2 separate regions of the Homo sapiens genome follow, and region 1 is linked to region 2. Evidence: read pairs that join two places in POLR2A ChIA-PET (ENCODE). Cell type or tissue: OCI-LY7. All regions are shown on one strand.

Evidence for each region. ChIA-PET counts read pairs that join two places held together with the same protein. Peaks named below come from ENCODE experiments on the same cell type or tissue, not always from the same donor. Only the 100,000 strongest peaks of a DNase experiment are listed, where the experiment ranks them.
Region 1: POLR2A ChIA-PET joins it to region 2 with 11 read pairs; 3 of 35 experiments call an interaction of 5 or more read pairs at or near these places.

Annotation. Positions count from the first base shown.
Region 1 is chr10:103,673,932-103,681,931 of GRCh38, forward strand. All of the region lies in intron 6 of SH3PXD2A (SH3 and PX domains 2A), which reads right to left. Among named protein-coding and RNA genes, the nearest start is that of SH3PXD2A-AS1, 69 kb to the right of the region's middle. RefSeq lists enhancers at 4,447-4,506, 4,517-4,686. In OCI-LY7, a CTCF peak has its summit at 6,217; DNase peaks (open chromatin) are centred at 2,646 and 4,410; H3K4me3 peaks cover 1,534 bases; H3K27ac peaks cover 1,461 bases.
Region 2 is chr10:103,364,653-103,372,652 of GRCh38, forward strand. It overlaps TAF5 (TATA-box binding protein associated factor 5), which reads left to right and starts at 3,324. Exons shown (of 11, transcript NM_006951.5): 1 at 3,324-3,896. The coding sequence starts at 3,338. RefSeq lists enhancers at 3,140-3,434, 3,187-3,426, 4,557-4,626 and a silencer at 3,557-4,096. In OCI-LY7, no CTCF peak of the experiment used is centred here; DNase peaks (open chromatin) are centred at 3,279 and 4,029; H3K4me3 peaks cover 2,721 bases; H3K27ac peaks cover 2,091 bases.

The DNA.
Region 1 (8,000 bases), 310 kb after region 2:
CCCGATGGAATGAACACCTCCCTGTCTTCTCCATGCCCTTCCATCCTTCAGTATCTCTACACACTGGAGCACTCAAGCCCTCTCTCTCTTTGGGAATACTGTTCTTACCTCATTGCAGTTTTGAACTGGTTTCTAAATAACTGCTGCAGTTTAAGCCTTTCCTCTCCCATACAACTAAACTTTGTACAGGGCTAGATTTCTTAGGTTTCCTGCAGACTCCACGTTTCTTTTCCTTTCTGGTTAGGAAACCAGGAAATTCGGCCACCACTTTCAGGCCATCAAATAATTAGGGCCTAAGAGATGCTAGTCCTATTATTCAGTAGTAACAGTAATTGTCATTGTTGCCATGAACAGGGCACTTCCTTGTGGTAGGCACTACTGTATAGGCACACAGCAACTCATATCTTTACGACAGCCCAACAGGGTTATCGGTCCTTTACAAAGTAGTTTGGCCTATGTGATACTCACTTTAGAGGACCTGAAACAGGTTGTCATGCTCAGAGCAGCAGAAGCTGAGGCGTAACAGTGAAAGCCACGTGAATGTCATCTGGGAAAAACACGGATGGCCAATTCGTAATTCTTTAAAAGTCTTAAAAAACATGGCACCAGGCTGGGCGCGGTGGCTCACGCCTGTAATCCTAGTGCTTTGGGAGGCTAAGGCAGGCAGATCAGGAGGTCAGGAGTTTGAGACCAGCCTGGCCAACATGGTGAAACCCCGTCTCTACTAAAAATACAAAAATTAGCCAGGCGTGGTGGTGTATGCCTGTAATCCCAGCTACTCAGGAGGCTGAGGCAGGAAAATTGCTTGAACCTGGGAAGTGGAGCTTGCAGTGAGCTGAGATCACGCCACCGCACTCCAGCCTGGACAACAGAGCAAGGCTCTGTCTCTTAAAAACAAACAAACAAACAAACAAACAAAACAAAATAAAACAAAACAAAAAAACAAAAACAAACACCAATTAAGATGACAGAAAACAAATAGTTCAGGTATGACTTCCAATCCAAGCACACCTGGGTGGAAGTCTGGTCCAGGGGGCAGTTGTTTAGTGTGTGAGCTGCTTCTGATGTGGGCAACTCTACAAAAGCTTGTTCCAGGATAAGCAGCAGCCAGCTGGTCAGAGATACCCATGGCATGAAAAAAGAGTGCCCTTGCACTGGAGGGCGAGGGGTGAATACTGTTATTGCAGCAGCTCGGACCCCAGGCCTGCTCCTACACTCAGAGCCTCCAAGGCAGAGCTGGCTTCGTGGAGGTGTGATCTGGGCAGTGGCCTAGGGTCCCAGGTTTAGAAGGGTCCCTGCAGCTGATTTAATGCTCTTCTGTCAGGGGTTTCATCAATAATTTATGAATGAGAGAGTCTTCATTTTCATTTTGCAGTGGATCCTGCAAATTATGTAGCTAGCTATGCCCAAGACCTGAGGGTTTGGGGCCACTGAGCTAAATAAACAGAAGTACTCAAGAAGAAATCTAGTAGAGCTGAATTTCTGATGGATATCTTCTTAAAGACAGAAAGCAAATCCCAAATGGAAAGCCAGGCCATTGTTTGTCTCCAGGTCCCCTCTCTCTGCTACATCTTTGGCTTCTTGGTGGTACCCCCACAGGCTGGAAGGACTATTTAGGGTCTCAGAACCAGAGAGGAGAAGAGACTTGCCTAAGATCACACAGCAAATAAGTCGTAGGGCTGGAGCTAGAATAATTATACCAGTTTCCACTTACTTAACATTCATGCTAGGTGCTGTGCTAAACATTTATGAGCATTTTCTTGTTTAATCTTCACAACAGTCTGTAATTTACAGATGAGGAAAGTGAGGCACAGAAAAGTTAAGGCTCTGGCCTTGTGCGGTGGCTCACGCCTGTAACCTTAGCACTTTGGGAGGCTGAGGTGGGTGGATCATCTGAGGTCAGGAGTTCGAGACCAGCCTGTCCAACATGTTAAACCCCATCTCTACTAAATATAAAATTAGCCAGGCATAGTGGTGCATGCCTGTAATCTCAGCTACTTGGGCGGCTGAGGCAGGAGAATTGCTTGAATCCGGGAGGCGGAGGTTGCAGTGAGCCGAGATCGCGCCATTGCACTCCAGCCTGGGCAACAAGAGCGAAACTCCGTCTCGGGGGAAAAAAAAAAGAAAAGTTAAGGTTCTTTCCCAAGGCCCTACAGCAAGAAGTGATGGCATCAGACTTAAGCCCAGGCAGGCTGGCCAGGAATTGGGAACAAAGGGTCCTCATGGGGGATGTCATTTTCTGATCCTCCCTGGCCACTGGCCAAGGCTTTCTTTATTTCTGCTGCTTTTCGTAAATGCAGCAAGAAAGGACTTGCCTCATTCCCTGGAATCCAGAACACGTGTGGGGGCAGCCCAACCCAGGGTAGGAATGCACTATTGACCCTCTGGCCCTGGGTTATGCAGTCAAGGAGCAGTTTCCCTGCTCAGGCGGGGGATGGGGTGCAGTGGGGGCTGGGCCTGGAGACCCTCCACAGCCCCTTAGGGACTAAGTCCAAGGGTGCCTGCCTAGGCCAAGCCTGGGGCCAGAAGGGTCAGCCCAGCCTAAGTGGGTGTGGACGGAGAAGCCAAGGATGCCCTAGGAGCACTGAGGCTGCCTAGAAGGGGCTGCCCTGGCAGGGAGTAGCAGGTAGTTCTGTCACCTCCCTCCACCCTGCTGAGAAGACCGGAAGCTTCCTGGTTAAAGATAGGTGCTGGGTTAGTGAGAGGTGCCGTGGGTGGACAGAGGGGTGCTGGCCAGGGAGGCTGGCAGGTTCAGAGCCTCTCTGATCCCAGCAGCTGCTGCCCAACCCATGGCAGCCCCTTGGGTTGCGGCCTCCCCCTCAGTTCTCAGGTTCTCACCTCTCCCCACCCCAGGGCATTTGTGTGCAGAGAAGAGACAAACTCAAGTTTGTTCTGAGTTCCAGGATCCCAGCCACCTCCCTCCCTGGGGTGGCCTGCCTTGGTGGTCCTCCCTCACTTACTGGGAGATCCTCCCTCCAATTCCCCCACCCTCCAGCTCCCCCAGAAGCCCGAGCCAAAGCCAGTATTTGCGTTCACACAGAGAAGGAGCAGCAGAGAGGCTGGGCAGTGGGATGAAGTCAGCAGTCGCTGGTCTCCAGCCCCGAGTCTTGCAATCCGCCTCCTCCCTGGCTCAGTCTCCCTGAGAGCCGCGAGTGAGTGATGGAGTCAATAGCAACGGACTCAGGACAGACATTCCCCTCCCCGGACAACAAAATGTGGAATGTCTCCTTCTCTCCAGACTGGACTCTTGCTATCGGATTATCAATGAATCAACCGCCAACTATTTCGGGAGCATCAACGGCCCCTGGTTGAGACCATCTGACTCTCCACCCTCTGTCTCAAAGCATCAGACACACAACCACAGACACCGTCCCCAGCATTCCTGTCTGCTTCAGGAGTCATGTAGGTTTGGGGAGACAGGCTGGGTCCCGGAAGGTCTGAGGGAGGAGACGGCAGGGCTGAGTCCTGGAGGCCTTGAAGGTATAACTGGACCCATCTTTGGGGTAGGGCTCACGGAGCCTCAGGGACATCTGGCTGGACGCTGCCATCCACTGGTGCAAGACAGGGGTGGGGATGGGGGGTCAGGGGTAGGAGGAGAATTCATTCCTGGACTGAGGTTGAGGACACCCACTTTTCAAGGTTTTCTGTCTCCCTTATCATGCCCTGGGCAGGATCTTTGTTCACTGACTGTTCCCACTGGCTCCAAACGTCTGGTTAGGGCTATAGTCCTAGCAAGCGCATAGCGCATAGTAGGTGCTTATTAAAGATTTGTTATGAGTCTCTTCAATCAGACCTTTAGTTCCTTCAAGGCCTTATCCCTGTCAGCACCCCACAACACCTTGAATGCAGGAGGTGCCCAATTAACCCTCAGTGGCTGATGGAAAGATGAATACTCACTGCTCTCAAGCCCAAGGGTGCATGGAAAACTGAGGCCCGGCTACCCCACTGCCCCAGGACCCTCTTGATACCCACGGCTCTGCCCTCTCTAGTCCAGGCTTGGCCTCCGGAACCACATACAGGCATACAGGCCTGGCTTGTGCTGGGCACAGTGGCTCCCGTGCAGGCCTCCGAGCCTGCAGAACACCCTGAAGGGCGTTGGCTCCCAGCATCTGCTTTAATGCCCTTCAAAGAGATTTTTAGAAAAATTACCCCTAAGCAGTACAGTCTCTGGCAGGATGGACGCTACAGGAAACAGGAGCCGGAGCAGGAACGACCCGTTCATGTGTAATGTCTGGGGGGAGCAGGGCTTGGTGCAGCCTCCCATGGTGTTTGCTGGGAGCCCCTGAGCCTTTCCTTACCCCATCCCTCCCCTCCTCTGCGTGGGTCCAGACCAATCCCCTGAGCGCTGAGATGCCACGTAAACAGAGCTGTGCATGCACGCAGTGCGCACGCACACACCACTGCTTGGGAAATCCCCACATCTGGCTCTCACGTGACCCAGCTATGCCCAGAAGGCTGCAGCTGAGAGGGCCTGGAAGATGAGAGGGTCGGGAGTGTGCGGCTCTCTGGGGAGCCCCGAGTTAACCCTTCAGCACCACAGCTCGGCGGCTCTGTCTAATGCTAAGCTTCCAGAGAGGGGAGAAGCCAGGAAGGAGGCCTGGTGCTCAGTGCTCAGCCCTGGCCCTGGTTGCCTTTCCCAGCGTGGGAAGGTTGGGACACTTCTCTGGGCCTCACTGGTCTTGACCTGGGATGTGAAAGGGCTGCTCTTTCCCTGTCCTGTCAATCCTGGTCAATCATCAGCCTCTCGGGAGTTCTCACTGGAGGGAGATTCCTTCCCTGATGGAGGATATTTCATGTGCATCTCCTAGTGTCAGGAACCTGGCTGCAGGACAGTGATCCTGGAATCACAAGGAGTCAAGATTCATGGCCTCCTTTGTCTCCCAGGAAACGGCTGGGCTCTTCCTAACAATAAGGAAAAGGTGGGAGGTGGCTCCTGGGCCAACACATATTAATTAGAACATTTTAAACTTCAATAATTTTATTGAACAAGTAGCAATCTGCAATAGCTCCTCTGAAACAGAACCACACAGTAGGTGCTCCAGGGCTATGAAAGAGATGCCCCACATGGAAGACGTGGCACATGGGGACAGTGGCTCCTACCACTGAACAGATGTCCTCTGCACAGGTACTGTCCTCTTCACCCAGCTGACCCATTTAGAAAGCTCAGTAAATTAGGCTCAGCAGCCATGCAGGTCTGTGTGCCTTGCTCAGAGACCCCTACATGGCGTGGCCCCAGCCCCGTGCAGCACTTGTGACACTGTTTTAAAACTGCTGTTTCCTTGCCCACCTCCCCCATCTGGCCAGGAGTCCTCTGAGGACAAGGACCTCATTGTCTCCATCTTGGTATCACTGAGGTTCCATCACAAGACCTGTCAGATGTGCAGTAGACAAACCTAGAAGGCAGGCACAGCCAGAGCCAGAAAAGCCAGCTTTAGTCTGGAAGGAGCCACCTCATCCCAGAAGGAAGACCTAGTACCAGTGTCCATTCAGAAACTTGCTTCCTATCCACTAGCCTTCAAGGGTACCCTCCCTGCGCCCCAGGAGACAGCTGCCTAGTGTCCACTGAGCCATGGGCTTGGAGCAGAAGGAGCGAGCCAAGTCATGGAGGAAGGGTGGGGGAGAGGGGAGTTCCCCTGACCAGAACCCTGTGGCCAAATGCAAATGAGCAACTCAGAGCCAGCAGGCTCCAGGACTGTGTATGGCAGGAGCTCACAGGCCAGAAGAACTTGTCCCACCCTGACAGATCTGAAATGAGGGATGTTAAAATCTGCATATTTGCAAGGTCCCCCTGGGGGGGCCATTGCCAACATACAAAGACAGTCTTAGTTTGGTCTGTTGTCACCAGCCTGTCATCACTGCTTAGCATAGCAAGGATCTGACCCTCCAGCTGGGAAGTTATGTACCCAGACCTGATCCTCTTCCAACACTCAAAGAGCCTAAGGTGCTCCAGGGCTGAGCTGAGGACACCCTTACTCACAGGGATCCAGAAGCAGTGACAAGGGGGAGGATGGTGAAGAGATGGCCAGCTCTGCCTTCTCTTTTATTTTATTTATTTATTTATTTTTTGAGATAGAGTCTCGCTCTGTCACCCAGGCTGGAGTGCAATGGCGCCATCTCTGCTCACTGCAACCTCTGCCTCCCCGGTTCAAGTGATTCTCCTGCCTCAGCCTCCTGAGTAACTGGGATTACAGGCGCCCACCACGACACCAAGCTAATTTTTGTATTTTTGTAGAGACAGGGTTTCACCATGTTGGCCAGGCTGGTCTCAAACTCCTGACCTCAAGTAATCCGCCCAACTCGGCCTCCCAAAGTGCTGGGATTACAGGCGTGAGCTACCACACCCGGCCTGCCTTCTTTATGTTTTATTTTGAGATAGGGTCTTGCTCTATTGCCCAGGCTGGAGTGCAGTGGTGCGATCACCATTCACTGCAGCTTTAACCTCCTGGGCTCAACAATCCTTCTTTGCCCTCCCGAGTAGCTGAAACCACAGGTGTGTGCCACCACACTGGACTAATTTTTTATTTTTGTAGAGAAGGGGTCTCACTAGGTTGCCCAGGCTGGTCTCAAGCTCCTGGGCTCAAGTGATCCTCCCACCTCAGGTTCCCAAAGTGCTGGGATTACAGGCGTGAACCACCACACCCAGCAAACTCTGTTTCTGAGCACAAGGAAGCAAAGGGACTTTCTAACATGACCCAGTTGTCTTGGTGCAAGACTTTATTCTAACAATAAATAACAAAATACATTTTCAAGCTGGCTGCTTGGGCCACACATGGCAATGATGAAATCCAGGGGGCAAGGCAGAAAGAAGAGAGTCAGGGAAAAGCATGATTTTCCTGTAAACTTCTAAGTTTTATGGAAACTCAGGAAAAAAATATTTTTTTCTTTCACACTTCGAAACAGACCAATTCTAAAAATGCCACGTGCCGACTAAGTTACACACACCACTTTTCTGTTTCTAAAAGTAACTTTAGATTAGAAAAAGGTGCTAAAACAATAAGTAATGCACATTTCCCCCATGTCTTTGTTTTTCCGCCGGCTTTGTCATCACTGGAAAGGTTGCCTCTTCTGTCACGTGTCTATAAACCAAACGCTGAAGTGAGGAACCAGTGACTTTCTGGCCGTGGGCCACGGTGGGAAACATTTCTTTGCTGGACCACAATTTGGGTATTTCCTCCCCCAGCAACAAAACCTTCTGGAAATGAAAGGCAGATGGTGTCTCTCATCAGGTCAGGGCTGGGTAGGCCCCTCAGATAGCCATTCTCCAAGACTCCAAATGCTGGGCTGTGTTTCAGGGGTAAGAGACTTGGGAGTCCTGTCCTCCATTCCTGCCCCCGTAGCCCACCCTCCCATCTCAGGAGACAACTGAATGTTCTTCAAGGAGCAGTCCCATCCAGGCATCATCCAGGCACCATTCATCTTGGGGATGCCAATCCCCCTGCCATCTTGCTGCCTGTCTACCCTGAACATGGCCATCAACCCACATGGATGACCCATCAAAGACGCAACCCTAGCTTGATTTCAGAAGCCCTGGGAAGCCTGTCAAAAATGCAGATTGGCTGGGTGCAGTGGCTCACGCCTATAATCCCAGCACTCTGGGGGGCCAAGGCAGGAGGATCTGCCTGGCCAACATGGTGTAACCCTGTCTCTACTAAAAATACAAAAATTAGCCAGGTGTTGTGGAGGGTACCTGTAGTCCCAGCTACTCAGGAGGCTGAGGCGGGAGAATCACTTGAACCCAAGAGGCAGAGGTTGCAGTGAGCCAAGATCGCACTACCACACTCCAGCCTGGGTGACAGAGTGAGACTCCATCACACACACACACGCGCCCGCGCGCGCGCGCGCACACACACAAAATGCAGATCGGCCAGATGCGGTGGCTCATATCTATAATCCAGCACTTTGGGAGGCCGAGGTGGGTGGACTGCTTGAGGAGCTTGGGAGTTTGAGACCAGCCTGGGCAATATGGTGAAACCCTGTCTCTTAAGAAAATGAAAAAATGC
Region 2 (8,000 bases):
GCCTGGCCAACATGACAAAACCGCATCTCTACTAAAAATATAAAAATTAGTTGGGCATGGTAGTGCACACCTGTAATCCCAGCTACTCGGGAGGCTGAGGCATGAGAATCACTTGAACCTGGGAGGTGGAATTTGCAGTGAGCTGAGATTGAAAAAAAATTAATTCAGGCCGGGCGCGGTGGCTCACGCCAGTAATCCCAGCACTTTGGGAGGCCGAGGCGGGCGGATCACGAGGTCAGGAGATCGAGACCATCCTGGCTAACACGGTGAAACCCTATCTCTACTGAAAATACAAAAAATTAGCCAGGCATGGTGGTGGGCGCCTGTAGTCTCAGCTACTCGGGAGGCTGAGGCAGGAGAATGGCCTAAATCCAGGAGGTGGAGCTTGCAGTGAGCTGAGATCCGGCCACTGCACTCCAGCCTGGGCGACAGAGTGAGACTCCGTCTCAAAAAAAAAGAAAAAAAAAAAAAGAAAAAAAATTAATTCAGTTAAGATCAATTTAATGGGTCACACTCAGTATTTTATTTTATTTATTTATTTATTTATTTTTTTGAGCTGGAGTCTCGCTCTGTGGCCCAGGCTGGAGTGCAATGGCACAATCTCGGCTCACTGCAACCTTCATCTCAGCTCCTAAAGTGCTGGGATTACAGGCATGAGCCGCCACCCCTATCCCTAGATTAGCTTTGCATTTCAGTCTCGGGATCACTTTTGAACATTATGCTTGCACTTTCTTAATCAAACATTTACAGAACACCTTTTAAAGTGAAGTAGAAATAACCAATGGTTATTTATTACATACTAGGTATTGCATATGCATTACCTCATTTAATTCTCAAAACACTATGACGTAACTACTATTATTTTTTTGTTAGAAATTGGGCAACTGGGGCCAGGCGTGGTGGCTCACGCCTGTAATCCCAGCACTGTGGGAGGCCGAGGCAGGTGGACCACCTAAGTTCGGGAGATCGAGACCAGCCTAACCAACATGGAGAAACCCTGTCTCTACTAAAAATACAAAATTAGCTGGGCCTGATGTGGCACATGCCTGTAATCCCAGCTACTCGGGAGGCTGAGGCAGAATAATTGCTTAAACCTGAGTGGTGGAGGTTGCAGTGAGCCGACATGGCGCCATTGCACTCCAGCCTGGGCAACAAGAGTGAAACTCCGTTTCAAAAAAAAAAAAAAAAAATTAGGCAACTGGGACATAGTAAATTAAGTAACTTGCTCCAGGTTATTCAGCCAGTAAGCAAGGTCAAGCCAGGTGGTCTGTGCCTGTAGTCTCAGCTACTTGGGAGGCTGAGGTGAGAGACTGCTTGAGCCCAGGAGTTCAAGGCCAGCCTAGGCAATATAGTAAGGCTTCAGATCTCTAATTAATAAAATAAAATATTTTTTAAAAGTAAGCAGGGTCAAAGGACGCTGGTAAGACCTCAAAACCAATAACTTGAACGGCTGTGCTAGATTTTCCCAATGTCTCAGGCTCACTTTTCTCGTCTGTACCTATTCCACAGAGTTACAAGTTTCCAATGAGATAAAATATGCAGGAGGGTTTTATAACCTATGAAGCACATTGCAAAATGGCATATATGATTTTTTTTTTTTTTTTTTTTTTTCCTGAGACGGAGTTTTGTTCTTGCTGCCCAGGCTGAAGTGCAATGGTGCGATCTCGGCTCACTGCAACCTCCGCCTCCTGGGTTCAGGTGATTCCTCTGTTTCAGCCTCCCGAGTAGCTGGGATTACAGGTGCCCGCCACCACACCTGGCTAAATTTTTATATTTTTAGTAGAGATGGCGTTTCATCATGTTAGCTAGGCTGGTCTCGAACTCCTGACCTCGGGTGATCCACCCGCCTCGGCCTCCCAAAGTGCTGGGACTACAGGTATGTGCCACTGCGTGTGGCCATGATTTTTAAATATACAATTAAAATGGTTTATTTGTAATAACGGATAATAGCATGAATACATAACGTACATATTTCACAACCACAACATTCTGGTATTTAAAAACTTTTTTTTTGAGACGGAGTCTCGTACTGTCGCGCAGGCTGGAGTGCAGTGGCGGGATCTCGGCTCACTGCAACCTCCGTCTCCCGGGTTCAAGCTCTTCTTCTGTCTCAGCCTCCCGAGTAGCTGGGATTACAGGGGCGCACCACCATGCCTGGCTAATTTTTTGTATTTTTAGTAGAGGCGGGGTTTTGCCGTGTTGGTCAGGCTGGTCTCTAATTCCTGATCTCATGATCCGCCCGCCTCGGCCTCCCAAAGTGCTGGGGTTACAGGCGTGAGCCACCGCACCTGGCGTTAAAAACTTTTTATTGAAATGTAATGTATACGGGCCAGGCGCAGTGGTTCACGCCTGTAATCCCAGCACTTTGGGAGGCTGAGGCCGGTGGATCACCTGAGGTCAGGAGTTGGAGACCAGCCTCGCCAACATGGCGAAACCCTGTCTCTACTGAAAATACAAAAATTAGCCGGGCGTGGTGGCACACGTCTGTAATCCCAGCTACTCGGGAGGCTCAGGCAGGAGAATCGCTTGAACCCAGGAGGCAGAGATTGCAGTGAGCTGAGATCGGGCCACTGCACTCCAGCCTGGGCGACAGAGCGACACTCCGTCTCAAAAGTTAAATAAATAAATAAATGTAATGTAATGCATGCAGCTCGATTAACTTTTACAAAAGTAAAAATGACAAAAAAAAAAAAAAAGTAAGCACTATTCAGGTCAAAATGTAAAACTACCAGTATCTCGGAAGCCTCCCTCTGGCAAATGGTATATGTTTTTGAGTTAAATACGTGGATTCGAATGTTGACATTTGGACTTTCTTCTTGCCTCTGGTAAGTTATTTAACCTCTCTTGGTTTCAACTGAGCCATCTGCGAGGTGGGGATAATATTACCTCATAAGATTATTTAATTGTAGCAGGGCGTGGTGGCGCATGCCTGTAATCCTAGCTACTGGGGAGGCTGAGGCAGGAGAATCGCTTAACAGCCTGGGCGACAAGAGCGAAACTCCGTCTCAAAAAAAAAAAAAAGAAAAAAGAAAAAGATTATTGAATTGAAGGAGATCACATAATGTAAAACATCTATCATAATGCCTAAATATAGCTGGCCTGCAATAAATGGCAATTATTCTCAGGCAAATGTAATAGGTGGTCACCAATGCCCACTTCCTGCCTTTCTTTCGCTCGGTTTTGAAAGTTGCTCTCTTTCCTATTCCGTTTCTCCTTCCTTTTCGCTCCTCCTACTGCCGTAAATGGCCTACTAGAGTTGTCGTGAAATGCTCCTCCCCGCCCTCCATGTGGCGAAAATGCAATCACGCTTGACGGCGCGAGGTGGCTCAGCCGCAAGATGGCGGCGCTGGCGGAGGAGCAGACGGAGGTGGCGGTCAAGCTAGAGCCTGAGGGACCGCCAACGCTGCTACCTCCGCAGGCGGGGGACGGCGCAGGCGAGGGTAGCGGCGGCACTACCAACAACGGCCCCAACGGCGGCGGCGGGAACGTTGCGGCGTCGTCGTCCACTGGCGGGGATGGCGGGACCCCCAAGCCCACGGTGGCTGTCTCCGCCGCTGCCCCGGCGGGGGCGGCCCCGGTGCCCGCCGCTGCTCCGGACGCCGGCGCTCCGCATGACCGACAGACTCTACTGGCCGTGCTGCAGTTCCTACGGCAGAGCAAACTCCGCGAGGCCGAAGAGGCGCTGCGCCGTGAGGCCGGGCTGCTGGAGGAGGCAGTGGCGGGCTCCGGAGCCCCGGGAGAGGTGGACAGCGCCGGCGCTGAGGTGACCAGCGCGCTTCTCAGCCGGGTGACCGCCTCGGCCCCTGGCCCTGCGGCCCCCGACCCTCCGGGCACTGGCGCTTCGGGGGCCACGGTCGTCTCAGGTTCAGCCTCAGGTCCTGCGGCTCCGGGTAAAGGTGAGCCGTGGGGTCCCGGGTAGGTACGGCCGCCGCGAAGGGGAGCAAGCCGGTAAGGCAGGGGCTGGCAGGCCTGCACCTCTGCGGGCTTGTTTTGAATTTCCTGGGCCCGCCTCTAGGGCCACATGCCCGCCCCTTTCTCTAGTGCGCGGGCTGCGCAGTCAAACCCCCTTCCGAGCTGTCAGTTCCAGTGAGAAGCTGAGGAGAGCTGTTGAGCAGAGGGATGTATGGGGAAGGTGAGCGCGGAGAGGCGGGATCTTCACGCTCTTGGTCCCTTTCCTTTCATTTGGGCTTTTGAGCCTTGGGCAGGTCCGCATGACACTAACAGTGTTTGTACAGTTTCGTACTAGCGTACTTTAAGTACTGTAAGTACTTTATTTTCTCTTTATTTCTTTAGTTCCTCTTAAAAGATGTGTTGATAAATACTTTATAGATTTTTTTTTTTTTTGAGACGGAAACTTGCTCTGTTGCCCAGGTTGGAGTGCAGTGGCGCAATCTTGGCTCACTGCAACCTCCGCCTCCCGGGTTCAAGCAATTCTCCTGCCTCAGCCTCCCGCGTAGGTGGGACTACAGGCTCCTACTGCCACGGCCGGCTAATTTTTGTATTTTTAGTAGAGGCGGGCTTTCACCATGTTGGTCAGGCTGGTCTCGAAATCCTGACCTCAGATGATCCACCTGCCTCGGCCTCCTACAGTGCTGGGATTACAGGCGTGAGACACCGCGCCCGGCCGCCATACAATATACCCTTGTAACAGTCCTGCACATCATGTACCCCCTGAATCTCAGCTAAAAGTTGAATTTTTTTTCTTTTTCTTTTTTTCTTTTTTTGAGACGGAGTCTTGCTCTGTCGCCCAGGCTGGAGTACAGTGGCGTGATCTTAGCTCACTGCAACCTCTGCCTCCCAGATTTAAGCGATTCTCCTGCCTCAGCCTCCCGAATAGGTGGGACTACTGGCACGCGCCACCACGCCCGGCTAATTTTTAAAAATATATTTTTAGTAGAGATGGGGTTTCGCCATATTGGTCAGGCTGGTCTTGAATTCCTGACCTCGTGATGCACCCACCTCTGCGTCCCAAAGTGCTGGGATTACAGGCATGAGCCACCGCACCCGGCTGAAATTTTAAAAATATATATGGGCTGAGTACCACCAGTGTTAAGTCTTTGGAGGATGCAGGTTCCTGGGCATCACTTCAGACTTAGTGAATCAGGTCCTCTAGAGGTGGAATCTGGGAATCTTCACTTTTGAATAAGTGCTTCTAAGGAGTATTGACATATGGCAGCTTGAGAGCCATGTGTTTAGGCATGGGCATTGGACAGACCTTTTTGTCTTTGCTGCATTTACTTGTGTGATGCTGATTGTCATTATTTTTTTAGTTTTTAATTTTTTTTACCTTCGTATTGGCCGGGCGTCGTGGCTCATGCCTGTGAATCTCAGCACTTTGGGAGGCTGAGGCGGGTGGATCACCTGAGGTCAGGAGTTTGAGACCAGGCTGGCCGACATGGCGAAACCCCCTTTCTACTAGAAATACAAAAATTAGCCGGGCGTGGTGGCGCATGCCTGTAATCCCAGCTACTTGGGGGGCTGAGGCAGGAGAATCACTTGACCCCGGGAGGCTGAGGTTGCAGTGAGCCAAGATTGCGCCACTGCACTCCAACCTGGGTGATAGAACGAGACTCTGTCTCAAAAAAAAAATTTTTTTTTTACATTAATATTGTCAGGAGGCAGGTCATTCTCATGTTGAATTTTCTCTCTCTATTAAATGAGTGGTTATGAGGCTTTTTTTTTTTTTTTTTTTTGACTGAGTCTCGCTCTGTCGGCCAGGCTGGAGTGCAGTGGTGTGATCTTGGCTCACTGCAACCTCCGCCTCCCAGGTTCAAGCGATTCTCCTGCCTCAGCCTCCCGAGTAGGTGGGACCACAGGCACGTGCCACCATGCCTGGCTAATTTTTTTTGTATTTTTATTAGAGACGGGGTTTCACCGTGGTAGCCAGGATGGTCTCGATCTCCTGACCTTGTGATCCACCCGCCTTGGTCTCCCAAAGTGCTGGGATTACAGGCGTGAGCCACCGTGCCCGGCCACTTGAGGCACTTATAATATCTATATGTAAAATGTTTGGTATGGATAAGTTTATGCCTCTGTGTATGTACCTGAAACCTGAGCCCCTCCTTTCTCCCAGCAACTGTTGTCACAAATCCATGCAGTAAAACTCATATACCGTATAAGGTATCAAAGGTGATCCTGAGCTAACAATAAATGTTTATTGAATTACCCAGTGCAGAGCTTTTAGCCAAATTAGTCTGTATGAGGCCTAATTTTTGCAGCATTGCCAGAAATGAAGTATTCATACATAGCATTGTATTCATACCTCATTGTAATCCGTAAATAGAAATGTGTGCAGATGTGATTGAAGGCCGGGCTCGGTGGCTCACGCCTGTAGTCCCAGCACTTTGGGAGGCCAAGGCGGGTGGGTCACTTGAGGTCAGGAGATCAAGACCAGCTTGGCCAACATGGTGAAACCCCATCTCTACTAAAAATACAAAAAAATTAGCTGGGCGTGGTGGCATGTGCCTGTTGCCCCAGCTACTCAGGAGGCTGAGGCAGGTGAACCACTTTAACCCAGGCGGCAGAAGTTGCAGTGAGCTGAGATCAAGCCATTGTGCTCTGGCACGGGTGACAGAGCAAAACTCCGTCTTTACAAAAAAAAAAAAAAAGAGAGAGGAATCTTTTTTGAATGTTGAATTTTGTGAATGAACTATAAGATGAATTATATTGTTGGTTATTTTGCTGTAATCTCAGATCTCTTCAGAAACTTGACCTAATTATAGATCATAACTGAGAAATCAGTAAGGAGGAAAAGAGGCCATCAGAGTAACCAAAGAAATTATCACATTTCTGCAGTAAAGAGCAAAGTGTACTATAATGGCAACTTACAGAAATTTCCAACAACCAAATTCTGATTTAATTGACAGATTAATTGACTGATTTAATTGACAGATGTATTGTTAGGTGGTGCTGTATTACCAATAAATACTTACGTTTTCTGTTTTGAAGTGGTGGTTATGGAAATTGTCTTAAGCATATAACTATCTTTTGAAGATATAAATAAGGCATGGTCCTTCCCACCCTTAAGTACTTACATTTTGTAAGGGGTAAGAGATGTATATAATGTGAAGGGAACACAGGATAGGATATGTTACAAGAATGTTACACAGTGCTTGGGTGGCCCAGAGAGCTGGGAATGTTACTGCAGTGCATGGCTTGGTCGTGGTGGGTGCCATTTGCACAGAGCATTGAGAGAAAGTTAATGTAGTTGTTTGATTTGCACATATCTTTTATACAATTTGTCTTTAACATCAGGTAGTTCCAGGAGAAATACTGACTCCTTGTTATTGTTTTTTTTTTTTTTGAGACGGAGTCTTGCTCTGTCACCAGGCTGGAGTGCAGTGGAGCGATCTTGGCTCACTACAACCTCTGCCTCCTGGGTTCAAGTGATTCTCATGCCTTTGCCTCCCGAGTAGCTGGGATTACAGGCACGTCTCATCACACCCAGCTAATTTTTGTATTTTTAGTAGAGACGGGGTTTCACTATGTTGGCCAGGCTGGTCTTGAACTTCTGACCTTGTGATCTGCCCGCCTCAGCCTCTCAAAGTGCTGGGATTACAGGTGTGAGCCACCGTGTTGGCCTGTTATTGTTATCTTAAGATATGGGTGTGCTGATGGGTTTCGGTTTGGGTGATGAAACAAGTGAAAAAAATTCCATTAAAAGATTATGGCTGGGCGCGGTGGCTCGTACTTTTTTTTTTGAGATGGAGTCTTGCTCTGTCGCCCAGGCTGGAGTGCAGTGGCGCGATCTCGGCTCACTGCATCCTCCACCTCCCGAGTTCATGCCATTCTCCTGCCTCAGCCTCCCGAGTAGCTGGGACTACAGGCGCCCACTACCACGCCTGGCTAATTTTTTGTGTTTTTAGTAGAGACGGGGTTTCACTGTGTTAGCCAGGATGGCCTCGATCTCCTGACCTCGTGATCCACCTGTCTCAGCCTCCCAAAGTGCTGGGATTACAGGCGGGAGCCACCGCACCCGGCGGCTCATACTCGTAATCCCA